Linked DNA regions of Homo sapiens: all the other regions are linked to region 3. Evidence: chromatin loops called from intact Hi-C (ENCODE). Cell type or tissue: PC-9. All regions are shown on one strand.

Evidence for each region. A loop is a pair of places that touch in the nucleus more often than their neighbours do. Peaks named below come from ENCODE experiments on the same cell type or tissue, not always from the same donor. Only the 100,000 strongest peaks of a DNase experiment are listed, where the experiment ranks them.
Region 1: it touches region 3 in a loop (6-fold over the local background); 23 of 110 quality-filtered maps call a loop at or near these places.
Region 2: a loop joins it to region 3, with 3 times the contacts of the local background. A loop is called at or near these places in 4 of 110 quality-filtered maps.

Annotation. Positions count from the first base shown.
Region 1 is chrX:104,190,963-104,198,962 of GRCh38, reverse strand. It overlaps FAM199X (family with sequence similarity 199, X-linked), which reads right to left. Exons shown (of 6, transcript NM_207318.4): 6 at 3,061-8,000. Among named protein-coding and RNA genes, the nearest start is that of FAM199X, 29 kb to the right of the region's middle. In PC-9, CTCF peaks have their summits at 3,074 and 3,280 (motif pointing left); no DNase peak of the experiment used is centred here.
Region 2 is chrX:104,268,063-104,276,062 of GRCh38, reverse strand. No RefSeq gene overlaps it. Among named protein-coding and RNA genes, the nearest start is that of ESX1, 17 kb to the right of the region's middle. RefSeq lists a silencer at 4,730-4,914. In PC-9, CTCF peaks have their summits at 4,765 and 4,968 (motif pointing right); DNase peaks (open chromatin) are centred at 4,952 and 7,902.
Region 3 is chrX:104,339,713-104,347,712 of GRCh38, reverse strand. No RefSeq gene overlaps it. Among named protein-coding and RNA genes, the nearest start is that of ESX1, 89 kb to the right of the region's middle. RefSeq lists an enhancer at 4,182-4,682. In PC-9, CTCF peaks have their summits at 3,642 and 3,843 (motif pointing right); a DNase peak (open chromatin) is centred at 3,892; H3K27ac peaks cover 376 bases.

The DNA of each region.
Region 1 (8,000 bases), 150 kb after region 3:
GTTAGAAATGTCTATTTTTCCTTATATTCCCCATGGGATCCTTACATTTTTTTTTAAAATAAATACTAGGTATTTGAATCTGTTACATGTGGGCCGATTTCAGCTAAAAAAAAAGAAAATTATTAAGCCCAGAGGTAAGGTGGGACAGAAAATACCTGGCTCAGCTTATCTTGAACAGTTACTTTCCTGCCTGCTACTCAAATTATCCTGTGGCTTTAACAACAAAGTAGTGAGGAAAACAACTGGAATGTTTTTATCTAAGAATAATAGATACCTCACTTTCAATTAAAATGTGCTCAAGACACCATCAGGACCTATCAAGTAATAGTAAAAATAACTATTCTACCTTGGTGCTAGCAAAATGCAGAATGATTTTGAAATTAACACAAATGGTTATAATCTTGATGATTTTGAAATGAACACAATGGTTATGATTTTGATTTCAAATAGGTAGACCAGATATTTGATATTACAGAACTATTTTTATTTATAAATAAACAAGGTATATTTAAATAAATAATAAATAAGGAGGTATGATGATGGTATCATAATTATATATAAAATGGGAAGGCTGGGTGTGGTGGCTCATGCTTGTAATCCCAGCACTTTGGGAGGCCAAGGTAAGAGGATCACTTGAGCCCAGGAGCTCAAGATCAGCCTGGGCAACACAGGGACTCCATCTCTAAAAAAAAATAAAACAATTAGCCAGGCATGGTTGTGCACATCAGTGGTCCCAGTGGTCCCAATACCTTGGGTGACTGAGGAAGGAGGATTGCTTGGGCCTGGGCCGAGGCTGCAATGAACTGTGATTGCGCCACTGTACTCCAGCCTGGGTGACAGAGTGAGACTCTGTCTCCAAGAAAATAAAAGTGTCCTTACCTTTTAAAAATCATATACTGACATGTTAAAAAATGAAATATGTCACCTGGGGTTTGCTTTAGTATCACTGGGAGTTGAGGTAAGGTGAGTGGGTAGGTGGGAGTAAAAGACACAAGATTGTCTGTGAGAAGAGTTGAAGTAGATACAGGTATGTGTGGATTCATCTTACTGTTCTCTCTACTTGAAATTCTTTGTGTGTTTGTTTTTGGAGACAGGGTCTCGCCCTGTCGCCCAGGTTGGAGTGCAGTGGCGTGATCTTGGCTCACTGCAACCTCCGCCTCCCAGGTTGAAGTGATTCTCCTGCCTCACCCTCCTGAGCAGCTGGGATTACAGGTGTGTGCCACCACATCTGGCTTTTTTTTTTTTTTTGTAGAGACAGGGTTTCGCTGTGTTGGCAGACTGGTCTTGAACTCCTGACCTCAAGTGATCTGCTCACCTTGGCCTCCCAAATTGCTGGGATTACAGGCGTGAGCCATCGCGCCCAGCTGAAATTCTTTATAATACAAAGTTGAAAATACATAAATCCAATCTAAATACATATTTTTAAGATAAAAAAGCATGTAACAGGATCCTGGTAACCAAAGGAATAAACTGGAATGTTAAAATGTTTGCTCATTACAAAGAGAAGCAACACTATACCTAAATCTAGTATCTATCAACTTATTACTAAGAAACAAGGATACTGTAATACAAACATCTCACTTACCATGAGATCCAAACTGATGGTGAGAGGGCAGAGGATTGTCCAACTCAAGTAACAGTGACTATGAAGGCTCTCACAAGAATTATTAAAAAACACTTTGGGCCGGGTGCGGTGGCTCACGCCTGTAATCCCAACACTTTGGGAGGCCGAGGTGGGTGGATCACCTGAGGTCAGGAGCTCAAGAACACGTTGGCCAACATGGTGAAACCCTGTCTCTACTAAAAATACAAAATTAGCCGGGTGTGGTGGTGGATGCCTGTAGTCCCAGCTACTCGGGAGGCTGAGGCAGGAGAATCGCTTGAACCCGGGAGGTGGAGATTGTGGTGAGCGGAGATCGCACCACTGCACCCCAGCCTGGGCAACACAGTGAGACTCCATCGCCACTCACCTCCCTCCAAAAAAAAAAAAACAAACAAACACTGAGGGGATGATTCCGAAATTCACGTTTCTACTTATTTGTAAGCATAGTTTTAAACAACTGGAGTCTTCTAAAATGTATTCAGTTCTGTGTCACAGCACTGTCATTTATAATTGCTTTTTTTTTTTTTTTTGCATCGAAGGACTAACTCACAGAGAAAGCTGCATGGCAGCACTCTGCAACTATAAAATCTGTGAAACTGGCCCAAACTTCTCACATTATTCAAACATTAAATCTTATTCATAGTCAAATGAAATGGTCACTATGATAAATTTCTCCACTAAACCACCAAGTTCTCAAATTTGGTAGTGGCTTTAATGAAGCAGAAAATGAAATACAGGCTGGGTACAGTGGCTCACACCTATAATCCCAGAACTTTGGGAGGCCAAAGCAGGAGGATTGCTTGAGCCCAGGAGTTCGAGACCAGCCTAGACAAAAAACATTTTTTGTAGAGACCTTATCTCTACAAAAAATTGAAAAATTAGCTGAGTGTGGTGACATGTGCCCGTGGTCCTAGCTACTTCGGAGGCTGAGGTGGGAGGACCGCTTGAGCCTGGGAGGTTAAAGCTGTTGTGGGTTATGATCACACCACTGCATACCAGCCTGAGTGACAGAGCGAGGCCCTGTCTCAAAAAAAAGAAAAAGTTTAATCTCCCTCTCACACCAATCACCTACAACAGTTAACTGTGGGCAGCAGTTTTTTAGCCACTAATTACTGTTCACTGATAAAATGATGATAATGATCACTACATAAACCAGCAAATCTCTAGAGCAGCACTGTCCAACAGAACTTTCTGTGATGATGGAAATGTTCTACATCTCATGCTTTTCAATACAGTAAATAGCCTGTAGCCACATGGTAGCTACTGGATACTTGAAGAATTGCTAAGGAGACTAAAGAACTACATTTTAAATTTTACTTAACTTTAATTCATTTAAATAGACATATGTGGCTAGTGACTACCATAATGGATAGTACATTATGCACTGCCCATTATGGTAGTCACTAGCCACATATGGAGCTCTAGAGTACCTAAGAGAAGAAACACACACACGCACATTTCACTTAGTATCTAACTCACATTTATTAAAAATTGAAGATTACAGAAAAGCATAAGATTGGCATCATTAAACAAGCTTAATTAACTTACCTTTGACTAATAAATGAAAATATTTAATAACACTAAAGGAATTTTGAGAATAAGTTCTATTCCAACCTTAGAAATTAAAAATAAAAGCAAAGCAGCTATTCTCCAAAGGAGAAAGCAACCACAGATCTCCCTCTAGTGGCAAAAGATAAAGTTGCTGCTGAAAAGCTGAATTGCTCCTCCATACATAGAACTGCTCAGACATTTCTTCTATAAAATTCTAACTTAAGATTCTAAATCAATATATAAGGAAAATAGATCTATTTTTTGTCAAAAAAAATTAGACCTACTGCCCAGTAATAGCATGGATTAAAAAAATTAGACAATTTTCACTTACTATGAATGCTAATCTCTCTAGAAATCTGCTCTCTCTAGAAATCTGATCTGTCCAGAAAAAAAAATAAGTTTTGCCAATGACATTTGGGTATCTGGGGCTTTCACCAAATAAAAGTTTATAAAGCCATAACCAAACTGTGAGAAACAGAAAAGGGAGCAGTTCTCCTCTGTTGGTAAATATTCTGGGATAGAGCATGAAAGGAGCTGACTCAGAAGTATAAAGTAGTAAGCAGCAGTGAGTGGGCTGTGTAACAACTCAGGGTACATCAAAAGAAATAATATATTATAAGAGTTCTTAACCAAAACAACACTTTTCATTCTGGTATTCAGTTTCAAAAGACAGCTCTGCCACATTGCCAGTTTTAATTACAACCATACACACTCATTTAGATTTCACTACTGAACTACTTTCAAGTACAAGAAGGAACTCAAAATAGAAACGACTTATGATACAACTATTGTTATTCCCTCACAGCTTCAGGGAAAACAGGCTTTATATACACTGTAGTAAGTACAGAATGTACAGAAGACAGTTATATATACAAAAGTGCATTAATATAGTAATATATTTAGCAGTAATACAGGAAAAAAAAATCCTGGTTAACAATCTGATACATTACAGTATTTAAAACTACTTGAAGATTCTCCAAACCAGTCAACTTCCTACTTGCTTTGGTTATGATATTGCTGCTACATAACTAATCTTTGAAACTAAAAAGCAAAAACAAAAACCCACAATTTGAAATTTTTACCCATATGTGAATTGTTTTGCATATACTTGTTTACCATTAATAGCCTTTGACAATAGTCCTTAAATTCCCAACACAAAGGTTCAGAATAGATAATACTTGTTAAGTGAGAGTACTCAAATAGGAAATTAAATGGATCCACTACAGGAACAGACATTATCTGCTCCATTGTTAAAAGCCTCAGCTAGATAACCTAACCACAAATGTCAATTTCAGTCTCAGTTTAAATCCAATAGGTCAGCTACTGTTAAAAGAGCCAGCAGCTCCACAAAACTAGTCATGGCTTCAGGCCACTGTTCCTTAGAACAATTTAGAATATTAAGTGTTAACTTGTTATTTATACATATAGTCTACAACTACCTTTACATAGTCAAATGTATATGCATAATTAGAGCAAGTCTCCCCTTTTTCACCCCCATCCCTCACCACAAAAATGAACACAGATTTCCACAGGTTTTGTTGGACACAAAGATGTAACAAAGAAATGTGACAATTAAAAAAAGTACTACATACAGAATTTAGAGAAGATCAAACAAGCTTTTCTGAGTTCGGTATGAGTGTCAAATTAAAATTTAATTTGCCATTATATGCTCTAGGTTAAAACAGTAATTACCTTAATTTAAAAAATAACTAGAGGGAGAGCCAAAAAGAAATAATTTTAATGTTAAAAAAATAAGAAAATAAAATTTCAGTGAGTCAACTCAGATCTTCAGCAGTACCATTCAACTTCCTTACTCTTAATGGCCAGTTAGAAGAATTTTCAGAATTCCTTCTAAGGCTTCTGGAATAAGTAACTTATTTTCCAAAGAAATAAGACCTAAGCATTATAAGTAGTTATGTTCCGGATACTATGCTAACAAAGATGCCTAGCTTAAAATATCTCAGTTTTTATTCACTTAGCATAATTTTATTTTTAAGACAAAGTTTATCTTACTTTATCAGACTTAAAATGAATCCAAAGTTACCACAGTACATATGTATACAAATACTTATTTCCTAACTAACAGTCCTTTCAGAATTAAATTTACTTCTAGTTCAGACATGCTGAATGAGTCAGTGCCCTCAACATCAACACTATTATTTGAATGCAACTGGGGATTTTCCTATTAATTGTCCCAAACTATAAACGGACTGCGAGTACCCTTCAATTCCAAACAAATGTTTTTCCTTGAAGACAGAAGTGCTAAAAGTTCATTTGTTAAAGGAAAGAAGAGGAGTGTGTTCCAGCTATTACACAAATGAGTTCAAAGAATTCCTAGAGAATCAACTTGCTACATAATCTCTGTCCTTGAAGTGCTTTTGCCTATACCTTGAAAATTATCTTTCTAGATATTAAAAGTGATCTGGTTTGAAGAAGTATCCTGGCATATGATCTTTTTCAGAGGGAAAAAAATACATTAAGCCATACTTTAGATAACTTTCAAGGCTCTTCAATGATCTAGCTAGGCCGAAAATAAAGTTACACAAATGAAACTTAAAATTTGAAGGTTTTTGTTTTTATACTCTATTAGCATTGATTGGTTCGATTTAATGGCTTTGCTTACTGATATCCAATTCCATGGGCATTATGCAAAACAAATTACAACATTTGGATTGTTTTTGAGTTTTGAAAAGCCTGATATTGACAAAAACTAGAGTTCACCACCTTTAAGGCACATGAGGCTATACAGAGTAAGCCACAAACAAAAAGTCTCTGCTGGAGAACCCAGAAACAAACAAGACTTCTATATTGGTTGTGTACTAATATTTCTGGCTAAAATATGAAGACATTTGCTATATTTTATAATTTTTAAAGCTCATCAGAATCTGGATACCGCTATAGTTTCCTATAATTTTTCCTTTATGAGAGGATTTAGCACTTTTAAAAGCTAAATAAAATGAGAAGTTCACCCAATCTATAATGAGTCATTATTTTATAGGTCAGTTTCTGAGATTAATTCACCAATATCTAATTCACTCAAGGGACAGAGGAACTGGACAAAACTGCCATAGCCTAACAAAAATGAGGTAAGTCTCATGAAAAAAAAGTGTTATTTTATTCTAAGTTCTTGTTGGGAGAGAATGAACTAGCCCTTTATACCTCACTACACATTATAATACATCACCTTCCTTTAATTCAGTTGCAAAACTATAGAAAAATATTATATATGTCATTTTGTTAAATGCAAGTCTCATCCTTTAGAAAGCTGTAGTAGGAACTGAGATACTACTATAAGATCTCTAATAAAATGTTTCTGGATAAATCTGTGGGAAATGTATTACGCCCTCAGTTAACAAGGCTTATTTTCAAAGGGGAGACTTAAAATTTGCTCCAATGTCAGTTCTCTACAGATGAGAACCAATACTACAGCAAGTAAGTCTTGCCTTTTTATTAATTAATTGGTTAGTTAGGATTTGTATTTAAAAATAAATATTACTGAGTTGGATTGTTTTAAATTGAACTCAGAGATACACCATATTGAATAAATTATTACTTATTCCAAGAAAGAAATAGTTCAAACTTTGAATTATCTACACAAGACATTAAAACGGAAAAAATGTACAGCACATGAACAGACACCAAAGAGCTTTTTATGTCTTTCTCTGCTAGTTTCTTTTTTGGGGGGACAGAGGACTATCTAATCTCCCTCTTCAATCACAAGCAAGCCCAAGTTAGTTAATTATTTTCTTTTAATCAAAGGAAATATTTTCAATCTCCTTCAACCCAACTTTATGGACTATCTCTAATTTATAGTACTATAATGACAGTTCATCTGGATTTACACAAAATTTCATGATGCACTTCTATAAACATTCAAACCTTTACAAACGTTAAAAATCAACTTTGTGGCACTTTGGTAAACTTGCTTAATAGTGACTCAAGTTAAATTGAAAGTAATAAGACTATGTGATTATTGGGAGAGTAGGGGAATTGGTCTTAAATTATATCATGACCTTGTTTAGGGTTTTTTACTGATGACCGTTAAGTAAATAGTTTCCAAGTATTTGACAGATAAATGGTGCTCTATGGTCTCCAAAAGTGGCCTGTTTTCCTTGAAGAATAGGTAAAGACAGCAGGCAATCATTCTGTGGGATTTTGCTTTTGCTAAGAGCAGGTAGAGAATTTAGATACAGTTACTATGCTCTATTTGCTCTTCCTATACTTGGAAGGGAAAACAGTGAGGTTAAGTTGTTCCACCTCCACAGAGTATTCTGGTGTCTATCCCTAAGCTCTCTTTGGGTCCTCTAAGCTGGTTAGGAGAACCAAAGAGGGGAAGGGGGAAAGTAAGAAAGACTACTCCAATTGAAAACCATAGACACATATGTTTTATTTTAGTAAAAATTTCAAATTATGACTTTAGTAGTCTTTAAAAGGTTACAACCATATCACAGACCTTGGCAAAGCTGCAGTGTATTAATTTTTATCCCCAGTTTCCATTCTTTAACCTTCAAGGAACGAAAATGAAATCAAAATTTTAAAACACATGATTATAAGCCTTTGTATCAACTGAGAATTAAGAATTTAAGTCATGAATCTTTTTCTTAATAAGCTACTTGACGTAACAAAAAGTAAAAAAAAAAGAAATCTTACTAACCTCTGTACTCTTAGAGTTTGAAAAATATTGATTACAGCTCTTCCTACAGAATCACGGTCACCTTCAAAATGCTATCCACAATATAAAGAAAATTATGAAAGTCAGAAAGCAGCTTGATTGTCAGTAGTATCAGTTTCCATCTTCTTTAACCCATGTGAATGTTCAAGACATGTGGTAGAAGAAAAGGAATAA
Region 2 (8,000 bases), 72 kb after region 3:
AGATTAGGTATCAGAGCACCTCATGTTTACCCCCATTGCTACATGCCCCATATTGTAAACATTCATTCATTTGTGTCTTACCTGTATTTATATAACATCATATCAAAACCCATAGTACAATGCTTGGCACAGAATAGTGACTCAATACATTTATTAAGTAAATAAACATATTTAATATTCATAATATTTATTATTAAATAAATTTACTAACTATATAAACCAGGTCATTTATCAGGGTAGTATTCATCACCCATCCAGTGAAAATATATTTCTTTTAATCTGCTGTGGTTTTATTCTGATCTTTGGTTGATGCAAAAAGTTCCTTTGTAGACTAATATTATAAGCACCTCTATTTAAACTATGAAAACATCTGTGCAAAGACTGGAAAATTACATTGCCTTGTTATGACAGTCACACCTGATTAAAGATTCACAGTGTCAGAATATTAAAAGTTCAAGATTATAAGTGCAGTGCCAGAGAGAGGTTTATAAGCAATCAAATATTCAATCAGGCTGTTATGGCATTTAAAAGGTCAGTGGCCAGAAGCACTCCACATCTTTAGGTAATGGTCAGTGCAGTTCTATAGCACCAGTCACAGCTCAGGAAATACTTTAGAAATAAATTTTAGGCAGATCAAAACTTATGGGATCCCAAAACAGCCAACAAAATTCAAAAACAAAGAAAGAAAAAAAATGGCACATGCAGCTAAGCACTGGAGCCTAAAAAGTTATGACTGTTGCTGTTATTTAAAAACAAACAAACAAACAAACATCTTTCTGATGCAATGACAGAAGCAGAGATTAGAGCAATGCACTTTGAAGGTGGAGTAAGGGGCCACAGGCCAAGCAATATAGACAGTCACTAGAAGTTGAAAAAGACAAGGAAACAGATATTTGGTATTTCCCCCACAGCTTCCAGAAGAAATCAGCCCTACTCACACCTTGACGTTAGCCCAGTGAAACTGACTTCGGAATTACAGCCTCCAGAATTCTAAGAGGATATATTTGTGTTGTTTTAAGCCACTAAATTGTGGTAATCTGTTGTGACAACAATGGAAAACTAATACAGCCTGATAATATCATGTTGTTGGCAAAGATCTAGATCTTTATACTAAGGAAGGCAAAGTGAATTGATATTACTACTGTATAAATATCTTGTAAATTCAACCCGGATTTACAACATAATCCCCAGGGATTCTAATCTTAAGTGTTGACCCAGAAAAACCCTTAAATATGTGACCCAGTAGACATGTATGAAAAGCTTCAAAGAGTTATTGATTGAATAACAAATAATTCTAAACAAATAAAATAACCATAAATCGGATAATAGATAAAGGAATGGTGGTGCATTCAAATAATGTAATAATACATAGCAGTAAAAATGAATAACATCAGCTACTCACACCAAAATGTATACATGTTAGAAATCTGTTAGGTGAAAACAGCATACCTCAGATAAATATAGTGTCATCATTTTTTAAATAAATTGCTTTTTTTTTTTTTTGAGACGGATTTTCGCTCTGTCACCCAGGCTGGAGTGCAATGGCACGATCTTGGCTCACTGCAACCTCCTCCTCCAGGGTTCAAGTGATTCTCCTGCCTCAGCCTCCCAAGTAGCTGGGATTACAGGTGCCCGCCACCACACCCATATAATTTTTGTAGTTTTAGTAGGCACGGGGTTTCACCATGTTGGCCAGGCTGGTCTCGAACTCCTGACCTCAGGTGATCTGCCTGCCTCAGCCTCCCAAAGTGCTAAGATTACAGGTGTGAGCCACTGTGCTCGGCCACGCCTGGCTAATTTTTTAAAACATTTTCTTTTTAGAGACAGGGTCTTGCTATGTTGCCCAGCCTGGTCTCACTCTTGGCCTTAAGCAGTTCTTCCTCCTTGGCCTCCTAAAGTGCTGGGATTACATGCATGAGCCTCTGTGCGTGGTCATGATATAGTTCTGAACTTTAAACCAGGAACTAGAAATTTGGGGCGATGTTTTTTATTTAGTTACTTATTATTTTTTAGGATGGATATATGTATTATTCATTACAAGGGATTGGCTTATGCGATATGGGCATTGGCTAAGCAAGTCCAAAACCATAGGGCAGCAGTCAGGAAGGGGAAATAATGAGCAGTAGGGACCCCTACAGGAATAGGCAGATTCTTTTCTCTCTTCCAGGGAAACTTCAAACCTGCTTTTAAGGCCTTCCAACAAATTCAGTTAGGTTTGCCCAGATTACCCAAGGGGAATTTTCCTTACTTAAAGTCAACTGATTATGGGTTTTAAATATATCTGCAAAATGCCTCCCCAGAAACACCTAGATTAGTTTGATTGAATAACTGGGAACTATAGCCTAGCAGAGTTCCCACATCAATAAAGCCATCACATCTATGAATTTCCCAGCCTCCTGAAGAACTAACACATGGTCAGATTTGAAGCTTTCTCTAAGTTCCTCCCTGTTCATATCCTCCTGCTTCTCTTAAAGAATCACAATATTGAACCACCACATTGAATTAAAATATATATCCTCGGCTGGGGGCAGTGGCTCACACCTGTAATACCAGCACTTTTGGAGGTCTAGGCGGGTAGATGGCTTGAGCCCAAGAGTTCGAGATCAGCCTGGGCAACATAGCGAAACCGCATCCCTAGAAAAAAAATAGCTGGGCATGGTGGCACAAACCTGTAGTCCCAGCTACTTGGGAGGCTGAGGCAAAAGGATCACCTGAGCCCAGGAGGTCAAAGCTGCAGTGAGCTGTGATTGTGCCACTGCACTCTGCTTTGAGCGATAGAGTGAGACCTTGTCTCAAAAACTATCAAAAAAACCCCACCAACCAAGCAAACAAACAAACAAAAATCCTCTTGCTTTTTTCTTTTATCTTGTTTTTGAAATTTATTGAAAAGGCTAGATGTGGTGGCTCATGCCTATAATCCCAGCACTTTGGGGCCAACATGGTGAAACCCCGTTTCTACTAAAAATACAAAAAAATACAAAAAAAAATACAAAATTTAGCCAGGCACAGTGGCATGTGTCTGTAATCCCAGCTACTGGGGAGGCTGAGGTGGGAGAATCGCTTGAACGAGGGAGAATCGCTTGAACCCGGGAGGCAGAGGTTGCAGTAAGCCAAGATGATGCCATTGCACTCCAGCCTGGGCGACACAGCAAGACTCTGTCTCAAAAAAATAAAAAATAAAAAAAAAGCCAGGCATGGTGGTAATCATGCATCTGTAGTCCTAGCTACTTGGGAGGCTGAGGCAGGAGGAGGGCTTGAGCCCAGCAGTTAAAGGCCGCAGTGAGCTATGATGGCACCACTGCACTCCAGCGTGGGCAACAGAGCATGACCTGGTCTCAAAATAAAATAAAATAAAATAAAAAACTATAGAGAAACACATTAAATTTGATTGTAGTAGAGAACAAGAGCCCAGAGGAGCAAGTTCAGTTAGGTGCCACAGCGAATCTGGCTTACGAACATTCATGTCCTCAATCCCTTTCTCCAGACAAACCTTTCAAAGGGCTCCCCACCTATGTGAGTAATCGTCATTTCCCAGGTTAGGGAATCAGGAAAAGAACCACCTGGCTGTTCCCCAGTGTCATGCAGCAATTAAACTAAAACACAGGAGCCTTGGCTTCTGATTCTCAAGGGAAGATTAGGAAAAAAAAAACCCTGAGAACTCAAGAACTAAGATCTTCACATATCAAAATATTCCACTAAAAAATTACCACTTGTCTCAGCTCGAAATTCCTGAAATCCCACCTCCTCCAAAAAGCTTTCCCAGATTGATTAAAGGAAAGTGGATGATTTCTCCAGGTTCCTTGCTTTTGTCCCACCCCATAACAAATTCCCATGAGTCTACAGGAAACCTTATTTGAATGTGCGGTTTTCAAGATTAACTATTCTGACATCTGCATGTCAAAACCTGTGGTCAAAACAAAGAGACATCATATACAATGAGAAGCAAATAACATAATTTTTGTGATATTCCCACCCAAAATGCATAACCTGAAGCTAATCATAAGGAAACATCAGACAAATTCCAATTCAGGGATATTCTGCAAAATAACTGGCATATACTCTTTAAAAACATCAAGGTCATGAAAGACAAAGAAAGACTGAGGAAATATTTCAGATGAAAGGACACTTAAAGGGACACAACAACTAAATGCAATGCAATGAGCGATACTGGATTGGATCCTGTATTTATATTTTCTATGTAGGACCTTGGTGGGATAATTTGCCAATTTGAATAAAGTCTGAAGATTAGAAAATAGTATTGTATCAGTGTCAATATCCTGGTTTTAATAGTTGCATTGTGGTTCTATAAGCATATGTCTTTGTGTCTAGAAAATACACACACAAGTATTAGAGGATAAAAGAGCATCATGAATATAATTTATATTCGAATTAGAAAAATATATACATATTTATAATTACAGAGAGAATGATAAAACTAACGTGGTAAAATTTTAACTTGAAGGAATCTGAGTGAAGAGTATAATGGCAATTATTTGTGCTATCTTTGCAACTTTTCTGTAAATCTGAAATATCCCAAAATTCAAAAGTTTAAAATCCATCTTTGTCCCTCTAGTCTGTTTTAGATGGGAAATCCATACACAAATTATCTTTGGTGCTACTAGAGGTCGCTGCAGTTAGTTTAAAAACATATAATAATTTTAAATTTAAAAAAGTTCACTTTAATTTCAAAAACAGACCTATATCACATAGCATTGTGAGGAGAAAGAGGAAGAGGAAGAGATGCAGAATTCAAAATAAACCTGGTAAGATTATTTCAGGGCTGCTATACCAATCAGCTTGGGAAGCGGTGCCCTAAAGGGAAGAGTGCCATCTACACACAAGTTGCCCTGCCGGGTGCCTAGCAGCTTGCCAAGAACCAGCGTCTATTCTGAGATGTTCCTCCAGAGTGCCAACTTCCATCAAAAGCCATTGCCACAGTATTCCATTTGGCCACCTGAGGGCGTGCTAAAATTACTTTTTGTAATTCAGGGATTTTTCAGCAACTGAGGAAGGTATCTACGTGAGCGCTGAGTCCTGGGAATCTTCAGGTCACTTTGCAGATTCCTCCTGATGGGATAGAAAAGGGATGCAGTGATAGTTCCAACCTTAGCAAAACTGTGATGTCTTCAAAGTTCAGCTTCAGTGTCGGCCTGCATTGCCGGCCCCCTTTTGCCTTATTGCTGGAGTGCTTTCGATTCCCCATACACCCCTTTTTCTTCTTGGCCTCTTTCCCCTTCCTCAAATACTTTTGCCCAAAGCACTCATTTCCACTCATGTGTAAGACTGATAATGATGATAATCACCACAACAGATGTGGGAGTGTAAGAAATTGATAATGATGATAAGCATGATGGCAGAACGTGCCCCTCTCAAGGGAGATTTGAATGTTGAAAAGACTCCATGCCTTAAAGCCTCAAAGCTGATGAAGGAGACTGGGGGGATCATAGGAGCCTTTATTACTCTCCTGAAATGGCACCTTGAGTGCCTAACTCAAGTCTGGTTATCACTCAGGTGGGCAATAAAACAGGGTGGCCGGGACTGGTGAGGAATTAGCGGAGGCAGGAGGCGGGAAGCGGGAGGTGGGGGCTTTAAGTTTCAGGGCTGAAAACTGAGCTCTAGAAGGGCACTGGCTGTGAGATAGAAAGGCAGATGGAGTGAAGAACGGTCACCACTAGGGGATTTAGCAAGTCCCCAGGGTTATCACAACCTAAGAAAAAGTTGAGTAGCACAAGTAGAAAGCATAGATTGCTTACCCTGTTTTAGTCGCCATTCTTCCACCTCCTAAAAGGAGAACCTCCTTTATTTTATTTGTATTGATATATATCAGTTGTATATATTTGGGGGATGCATATGATATTTTGATACTTGTCTACAATGCGTAATCATTAAATCAAGGTAATTGGGATATCCATCACCTCAAACATATATATTTTCTTTGTGTTGGGAACATTACAATTCTTCTCTTCCAGCTGTTTTGAAGTATGCAATATATTTTGCACACCATAATTTCCCTACTGGACTATCAAATACTAGAACTTATTCATTCTATCTAATTGTATTTTTGTACCCATTAACCAACTTATCTTCTTCCCTCCTTCTTCCCTTCCCAGTCTCTGATAACCACCATTCTCTGTAGGAATCTCCTGTATTATAAAGCAGACAGCTCCCTTGGTAGAGCAATCTTGGGGGTTATGACTCCTGGAGAAATGGGGATGTCATGAGATTAAAGTCTATCAAAGGGAACATTCATCCCCTAGAAGAACGTTCTTTTAAAACATCTGGTATCACCATATATTTTAAGAGAAATGGACTATCGATACAGATCCAAAGTCACCAATTTAAAAAATTTTAGATGTAAACTATTTATCCATTCACTAAGTGTAGACCTGGATTTTAGACACCTTTTGTTTTGTTTTGTTTTGTTTTGAGATGAAGTCTCGCGCTGTGGCCCAGGCTGGAGTGCAGTGGCATGATCTTGGCTCACTGCAACCTCCGCCTCCCGGGTTCAAACAATTCTCCTGCCTTAGCCTCCTGAGTAGCTGGGAATACAGGTGTGCACTACTGCACCTGGCTAATTTTTGTATTTTTAGTAGAGACGACGTTTCACTATGTTGGCCTGGCTGGTCTCAAACTCCAGACCATGGGTGATCTGCCCCCCTCAGCCTCCCAAAGTGTTAGGATTACAGGCTTGAGCCACCGTGCCCGGTCTAGACACCTTTTAAGAAGTTCAAGTTAGGTCAATCCGTTTTACTCCAATTGTCTCTGTGAATGAACTTCAGGAATTATCCATCAAATCCTAAGCCCCAGGCTGGTCTTACCTTTCCCCCAGCTCCCACCATCCAACCTCGACTGAGATGCCACTCAGCCTGGAACTGCTGAGATCCCCCTCCAGTGAGGCAAACCAATGTATTTGTTCATGCAAAATAGCGAGGCTGTCTGGTGAAATGTCTTAGACTACAAACACTTGGAGGACAGGAAGTGTGCCTCTTTCATTAAGAAGCCTGTACCTTGTTGTCATTGGATTTCCTGCACTTTGCACATTTCTGGTACTGTGTATTTTGAATTAGTACATGATTATTTAACTCCTAGTTCAAATCACTTTTCTTAAAATACAGGAAGACAAATAGCTAAAACATTGCCCAAGTCAACCACTGGGATTGTACCTGCTTCTGTACTAAAATTTTCCATATTATACACGTTATACCTTAGCTAATTTTTATATACTTATTAGAGATAGGGTTTCACCATGTTGTCCAAGCTGGTCTCGAACTCCTGACCTCGGGTGATCCACCTGCCTTGGCTTCCCAAAGTGCTGGGATTAGAGGCACGAGCCATGGCGCCCAGCTGCCCAGAGAACACATTTTAGAAGCCCCAAGGGCCAGGTGTGGTGGCTTATGCCTATAATCCCAGCACTTAGGGAAGCTGAGGCTGGAGGATCACTTGAGGCCAGGAGTTTGAGACCAGCCTGAGCAACAGAGTGAGATCCCGTGTCTACAAAAAGTAATTTAAAAATTAGGCAGATGTTGTAGTGCACACCTGTAGTCCTAGCTACTTAAGAGGCTGAGGATCGCTTGAGGCCAGGAAGCTAAGGCTGCAATGAGCTGTATTCATGCAACTGCACTCCAGCCCCAAGTCTGTAATTCACCCTCCCTATGACAAACAATCCACAGGCCTCATCTCATGTCTCCTCCTAAGCAGGACCTTGTACCCAACTCATTGGAATACAGTAGTAGTTCCCAAATCTTGCCTCTTTGAGTAAATAAGAGCACAGACAAAATGAGTTACAGTTTTTATTTCCACCCTGCCTCCCCTCAAACCACCACCACCCTCAAAAGTATAAATAGAACTCTGATTCAGGCATTTCCAGTTGTTCTTGCCAGAAATGAAAACTAGCTCTACCTGTCCACATAGCATATGCCAGGTAAATACCTCAGCAGTAGATTTTAAAAGCAGCACATAGACATTTTGAGTTCATTGTCTGTATGACTTCTTCACGTTCA
Region 3 (8,000 bases):
TAACCTCCCTGAGGTTAAATTCTATTATTAATATAGGTTGGTGCAAAAGCAAAATACGTGCTCAACAAACAGTTGATTCAATTTATATACAGATAGATTTTAGTGGATTTTTCAGACTGGCAGAAATAACACCCTTCCTTCCTTCCTTCCTTCTTTCCTTCCTTCCTTCCCTCCCTCCCTCCCTTCCCTCCTTTCCTCCCTCCCTCCCTCCTTTCCTTCCTCCCTTCCTCCTTTCCTTCCTTCCTTACTTCTTTCCTTCCTTCCTTCTTTCTTTTCTTTCTTTTTTTCAAGACAGAGTCTGGCTCTGTCTCCCACGCTGGAGTACAGTGGCATGATCTTGGCTCACTACAATGTCCACCTCCTAGACTCAAGAGATCCTCCTGTCTCAGCCTCCCAAGTAGCTGGGAATACAGATACGCACCACCACGTCCAGCTAATTTTTGTATTTTTGTAGAGGCAGTGTTTCACCGTGTTGCCCAGGCTGGTCTCAAACTCCTGTGCTCAAGCGATCTTCCCACTTCCCAAAGTGCTGGGATTACAGGCGTGAGCCACCGTGCCCAGCAAATAACACTATTTCTAACACTGTTTCTGTGAGAAAATGTTTTCAGAATTTCAGGAGGGAGCAGAAGACATCTTACCAAAAAACTTCTGAAACACTTCTTACTCATTCACTCATTGAAAGTTGAAACCAGAACAAAAATCTACTACTATCCTGACATGTTTCAGGCAGAACAAAGAATATATTTTGCTTCTGTGTCTTTGGCAAGCACACCATGTCTGTGATTCATTAGTGTCACAGGAGCGACTGAAATATTTTGGTTTCTATCTCAGTTGAAAGAAATATTGTCATTTCTCCAGTGCAAAACATGAAATGCATTCTGATAGTTCCTTTAAAAGTCCTGTTCTGATTAGAATTAGCATATCCATTAGTAACCATCAGAGGTGAAACACTTGGCTGAAACAAATATATTCATAAGCCACATAATTCTATGCTGAAGCCTTAATGTAACTTCATCCTGAAAGCCCATTCCAGGTGAGCATCTTACAGGTGTCTGAGTACTGCTGAGGACTCAGCAGGACTATTCCCTCACTCCCACAGGGCTCTCATTTCTACCTAGTACTCAAAAATACGGCCCCAGTTGGCCCACATGGCATGGTGGAGAGAGATCGCCAACCTCCTCATGTTATGCAGTCCTCACATCATATTAAAACCACTCCTGCTATGAGGCACTTGTGCAAACACTCCAGGCATTTCTGGGGTTATAGGCTGGTGACCAGGTGTTTCCACATTCACACCTTGGCTTCAGCAAAGCCAATATTTCTATTTAGAGAAAATGTCTTTAATTGTCTAGTATATGAGAGACTTTTTGGATGCTTTCAGAAAGTGGACTCAATACTACCTTTCTAAAAAGATAGAATGATGGCTTGGGCTTCAGTTCTAATATTTTCTACATATATCCAAAACTATAAATCAATATGCAGGGAAACATGTAAGTTCTAGAACTGGTTGTGTTAAACTGTCGATGTATTATATAATCATTTATCCCCAACCTGGTTTGATGTAGATCCTGGGTCAGTCTTAACTCCTAAGTCTTATTATGTAGTGCATACCCCCAAACATTCTTAACCAAAGGCTACTAAATACAATTTAGTCTTTTCTGGATGCACCACTGTCTTTACAATGAATGGAAATGATTGCATTATCCTATAAATTTGTAATACAAAACAAGATTATAATATTAATTGTTCTTATGCTAAGTGCCCCTAGACTATGGTACTTTTTGAGATTCTATGGCTTATTTTGCTGTTTACTTCCTCACTTACAGAAATATAAACTACCATCTCTTACTGTTGTCAGTTTGCCTTCAAGCAGCCTTTCCTTTTAATTTGCTTCAAGCATTCATTCGTTGAAAAACATTTACTGAGTGCCAATCATGTGTCAGGCACCATGTTGGACATGGGAGATATGACAATAAGAGAAACAGTCTCTGACACCTGGGAGCTCACAGTATAGTTAAATAGTCAGATAAGTAAAGAGGCAATTATAATACTGTGTGATATGTGCTACGATAAAAGTAAACGCAGGGCACTATAGGGACATCTAAGAGGGGTTACCTAATCTAGATAGGATGGGGGATGACTTGGGATGTCAGTGAAGTCTTCCTGCAGGAAATTATCGCTAAACTGAGTTTTGAAGAAAAATCAGAAGTTACTCAAAATGTAGGAGGTTAAAGGTGATTTACTAAAATGGTACAGCAGCATATGCTGATATGGTAATCCAGGCAAGAGGTAACATGGTCTTGAATGGTAGTAGCAGCTCAGATGGAGAGTAGGAGACAGATTAGAGAGACATTTGGGAGACATTTTTCAACACAACTTAGTAATGCATTGAATGTTGGGGTGAGGGAGGGATAGAGTCTAGAAATAAGCTTGGGTCATAGGGCAAACAAAGGAATCACTGAGCAGGATAAAAAAATACAGAAGGAACAAGTGTGAAGAACAAGATAACAGCTTTAGCTTTGAACAAGTTAGGTTTGGGTGGATATTTTCAGTAGTCAATTTGATATATGGAATCTGATGTGCAAGAGAGAAAGAGATGCCAAGCTTTTAATCTTGTGGGTTTAAAAAAAAAAAAAGAAAGCCAAGTTCATTTAATCTGTGCATAAAATAAGAAAAGTTGCTGTGACAGAGGACCTGAGGACTTTTTGGCAACACTTCTGTGTGTCTAATCAGCATCTCAAACGTAACATGTATAAAGCAGGTTTTGATTTCCACTCACACCCCAACATATTTCTCTTCGAGTCCTCATCTCAGCTAATGGCACACCACTGCCCACACAGCTGCTAAATCCAAAAGCCTAGAAGTTATTCTTTAAGTCTTTCTCCCTTACCTTCCATATCCAATCCACCTGCAAGTCTTGTCAACTCCACATCCAAAATATATCATACATTTATTCACTTCTTTCCATTTCCATTTCTCCTACTCTAGTCCAAGCCATCATTGTCACAGGCCTAGACCACTGCAAAAACAGCCTAACTGACCAAGCTATCACTACTCTTGCCCAAACAAGCCAAGGTGGTTCTGACTTTAGGGCCTCTGAATTTGCTAATCCCACTGTCTGAAGTTCTTTCTCCTGACCCTCCACTCCTTTTTCTTGTTTAAATCTCAACTCAAATATCTTATTCTTAGAAAGGCCTTCCTTGACTACCTTGTTGATTCTGGCCTGTCTTCATCACACAAGCAAACAAGTCACTCTGTCACGAAATCCCATCTTTCTCCATAGCATTTTTCTGTTTATGAAAATCATCTTCTAGGTTGCCTCATTTATTATTAATAGTCTGTTTCACATCCCCACCCCAACACACACATTGGAACATAAAAAGAAGGCAGGATTTTTTATGTTTTGCTCACATTTATATTTACATCTTTAGCACTTAATAAATGCTCAACAAATACTTAAACATAGAATGAATGAAAGTATTTTTATCATCCAGAGGCCTTGTGTTTCTCACTGCCTGTTTCTGGACCATATTGTTTTATTCTCTATATATCAAGAAAGCATAAAGGCACAAGACTGATTTTCTTTCTTTTCTTTTTTCTTTTTTTTTTTTTTTTGAGACAAAGTCTCACTTTGTCACCCAAGCTGGAGTGCAGTGAAGCGGTCATAGCCTTGAACTCCTGGGCTCAAGTGATCCTCCCCACTCAGCCTCCCTAGTGGCTGGTGAGGTAGGAGGCTGGACAAACTTGTTTTCTGGTCACAACCTTGCTGACCGAAACAGGTTGTGATCCAGACAGGATAAAGTGGAAAAACCAGAAGAAACCAGCAGATGGCGACAAACACGATCCCTAGCGGCCCTCATTGTTCATTAACATAAGACACTCCCACCAGCCTCATGACAGTTTACAAATGCCATGGCAACAAACCAGAAGTTACAGCCTTTTCCATGGCAACAAAGCAAAAGTTGCTACCTCTTTCCTAGAAAGTTATAAATAACCCGCTCCCTCAATTTGCATTAACCTGCCCCTTAATTTGCATGTAATTGAAAGTGGGTATAAGTGAGTACAAATACAGTTGCTGACTCCGGGTGCACTGCCCACAAAGAACACGGAACAACAATAAAAGACTGTTGTCTAATACCACTGGCTCACACTTGAATTCTTTCAGGAGCAAAAGCCAAGAACTCTGGGCTAAGCCCCAGTTTTGGCACTTGCCTGTTCTGCATCACTGGGACTACAGGTGCATGCCACCAAGCCTGGCTAGTTTTTTGTTTGTTTGTTTGTTTGTTTGTTTTGGTAGAGAAGGGGTTGCCCAAGCTAGTTTTGAACTCCTGGCCTTAAGTGACTCTCCTGCCTCAGCCTCCCAAAGTGCTGAGATTACAGGTGTGAGCCACCATGCCTGGCTGATTTTCTTATTTGCTTCATAAACTGGCTCTGAATATATTAGACATTCACTCAGTAAAATATATAAAATTTACACTGTAAAAACAGATTTTCCAGAAATTAGTAATATGCCCTATGAATGTACTGTGAATTCTAATCTACTTGAATAATGATGGAAGAGAAAACCTTTGGTTATAATTTTCAGAATACACTGAAGCACAACAAAAGACATAAAGATCCAGAAATATCACTTAAATCTTCAACACTTTTCCACTTCTGGAAATTTTACTTCTGTGTAAAGAGGAGCCCATCAAAATGGAATTCCCCTTGAGTTTTCAAACTGAGATATAACTATTTCACTGACAGGCACCCTCTTGCCTGCCAGCTTCAGCCTCTGGCTACTACCCTGTGGGTAGGCACGCTGACAGAAATCATGACTTCTTTGTCACTTGCCTCAAAGAAATGGCCAATGAATCAAATATCATCCCTGCAAAGGAGAGATTTTAACCAAATTGCCCAAAGCCATTTGCATCTGTCCACTGTGCCTGGTGACCTCCCCAGACACGGATGTCCCAGAGATTGCTCTCAGATGCTACCACTGACCCAGGGTTGAAGGTCGATTATGTTTTTCAATCACAGTTAGATTCAATCATGAGACTATACATCTTCTGAGGGATTCAAGTCCTCTTGCCAACACTCCCCTTCCTGCCTGTATGCCTAGTTAAGTCAGAGTGGGCAGTGGGTGAGGCGCTATTCTTAGAGGTGCTAATGAATTAAGAAGTTTCTCATCGGAGTAGCGGAGTAGCGTAAGGATACTTTGCTCAGAGGCTTCCCTACTCCTAAATATCCTCTCAGTGCAACTGTTACACAATCCTATAAAATCATCTTATAAAACCAATAGAAGAAGTTCAACAATGAATATCTTATCCAGGGAATAGAATATCAATTGCTATGTTAATCAAGGCTGTCCTCTCTTATCGGGGCCAGAAAACTGCACTTAAAATAAATGAAGCTGAGTATGTTTACATGGGTGAATAGAGAGAGGTCCTTGAACCCTTATCTGATCAGGTTGTTTTCATAGCATATTTACCTCACTGGGTAAAGGCTTTCCCTGAAAGAAGTACATCCTGAAAAAAACTCTATTCCCTATGTAAGGAGTGACAGATCCATGGTCAGAAATGCTCTCAAGTGTGATAAAATTATACATGCTGCTCTGTTTGCTACAGATTCCATCGACAGGAAAAGAGGTAATGTAAATACCACTCTGCTGAAGCTCCTTATAGAAGGCGGCTGGAAAACATGGACTTGAAAGCTTACTGAACCCAAGGTTGCCTCAACATCAAGGAAGCTCTGCTTTACTGGGAAATAAGCTCTGTTTAAATCACTAGCATCAACTTCTATTTTCTAATTTATAGCCATCACAAAGTGTTTTGTTTTCTTTTGTTAGGCGTAGAGGAAAGAGATCTAGTATTATCCATCATTAAATCCTGACAGTTCTACCTTCACTATATATGCTAAATCTGACCACTTATCACCACCTCCAATGCATTTAGCCTGGTCCAAGCCACACTCATGCGTAGCTTGGATTACTGTAATAACCTCTTTATTAATGCCCCAGTGCTGTCCTAGCCCTCCCATCTCATTCTCCTCCCAACACTGTAACCAAAGTGATCCTATTAAAATAAGTTAGATCATGTCATTCTTCTACTCAAACATCCCATTCCAAGTTGGTCCCCAGCCCACTTGAAAAAAAGCCACGTTTCAATAGGAAGTAGCTACACTGGGAGTATAACCTATTCTATCTGTTTCCATAGCGTACTCCCTTATCCACAGCTTCTCGAAAGCTTTGAACTTTGAAGCTTCATTCAATTAGTTCCCATTTTTAATTGTACAATGCTCCCACCGCAGACCTGTACCATCTTGCTGCTCTATAGTACCCCAGAAGCCTCCTATGCCCTTCCACCTAGCCTTGCCTTTTCCTGGCTATGCCACATATGAGAAGCCTGTCCCTACCATCTATACCCCACCCTCTATCCTCAAGAATCACATAGCCATCAAGCATTTATTCATCCATGCAAGAAATATATATATAAACTACCTAGTATGTGACGGGCACTGGAATTACGGATGAACTCTGCCCTCAATCTAAGAGTTCACAATTTAGTGAAACGGAGATGAGTGTTTGATGACTGAGAGAAGGTACCAGTAGAGAGGGATCTCAGAGATCAGAGCCACGATCTCACTGAGGTAACAGCTAGCTAATGTGCTTAACGTCTTCCCTCACAGCTTACAAATGTGTGTTTTCAGCAGAAACCTTCGGAAGACAATGATAGAGCCTTGGCCCAGTAGGGCGATGCCAATGACAGCAACTCCAGGTTCTGTAGCAAGCTGACAGGTTTGATCTATGAGGACAGGGGTTCTTCAGGAAGACCCTCAATCCCTCAATTAACACCAGGTAGGTCATTGCTGATTCTGACTGCACAAAGGGCATCTTCATCATTACAAAGGTGATGTTTTTTACGGGCTAGTAAACCGGGCCAGTACCTGGCTTAAAGGCTACCCACGTTGTACCCATATACACTTACTTCAAGGAAGGTGTGAACCACAGCCTATCCTAATCCATGTAACAATAAGCTCGAATATATCATGTTAGATCACCGGTAAGATTACATGACAGAAATTCTGGGAGAACCCAGAATTGTACCCAGTTTGACCAAAATCAAAAGATTCTGAAAGTAAATGGTGATAGAGATACGAAGTTAAAAGTTACGAAACACTCCAGTTTGAATCCGATAACCCCTTGCCTTCCTTTAATTAAAAAAAAGTTATGAAACTACACTGAAATGATATAGGATTAATAGTGGTAGTACTGAAATATATTTCTTTGTTTTTTTCGTTCGTTTGTTTTTTGAGACGGAGTCTTGCTCTGTTGCCCAGGCTGGATGCAGTGGCATGATCTTGACTCACTGCAACTTCCACCTCCCAGGTTCAAGCGATTCTCCTGCCTCAGCCTCCCGAGTAGCTGGGATTACAGGTGCCCACCACCACACCCAGCTAATTTTTGTATTTTTATTAGAGACGGGGTTTCACCATGTTGGCCAGGCTGATCTCAAACCTCTGACCTCAAGCAATCTGCCTGCCTCGGCCTCCCAAAGTACCGGGATTACAGGCGTGAGCCACCATGCCCAGCCCAATATTTCTAAATACATGTTTTTCCTTTACTTTTCTGGATATTTGAATAAATACTTTTTAAAACTTACTCGTGGCACCAGTAGGTATCTAACTCTGAGAAACGAAAACTTATATTCTCACAAAAACCTATAAATGAATGCTTAAAGCGCTTTATTCATAATAGACAAGAAGGTGAACCAATTCACAGGCCTTTCAGCAAGTTAATAATTAAACTATGGTACATCCTACTACTTAAACCATATGAATGGAATATAGGTGAAGGGTGGGGGGAAAAGTTGGACTCTAATGGGGCAGTATGAGGGATTTGGGGAGTTGATGGTGTCCTGTATGGTATTGGTGGACACACACTACATATATTTATCAAAACCCATAGAACTATAACATCATAAGTGGGTTTTAATGCATGTAAATTTTTTAAACTGCAACCA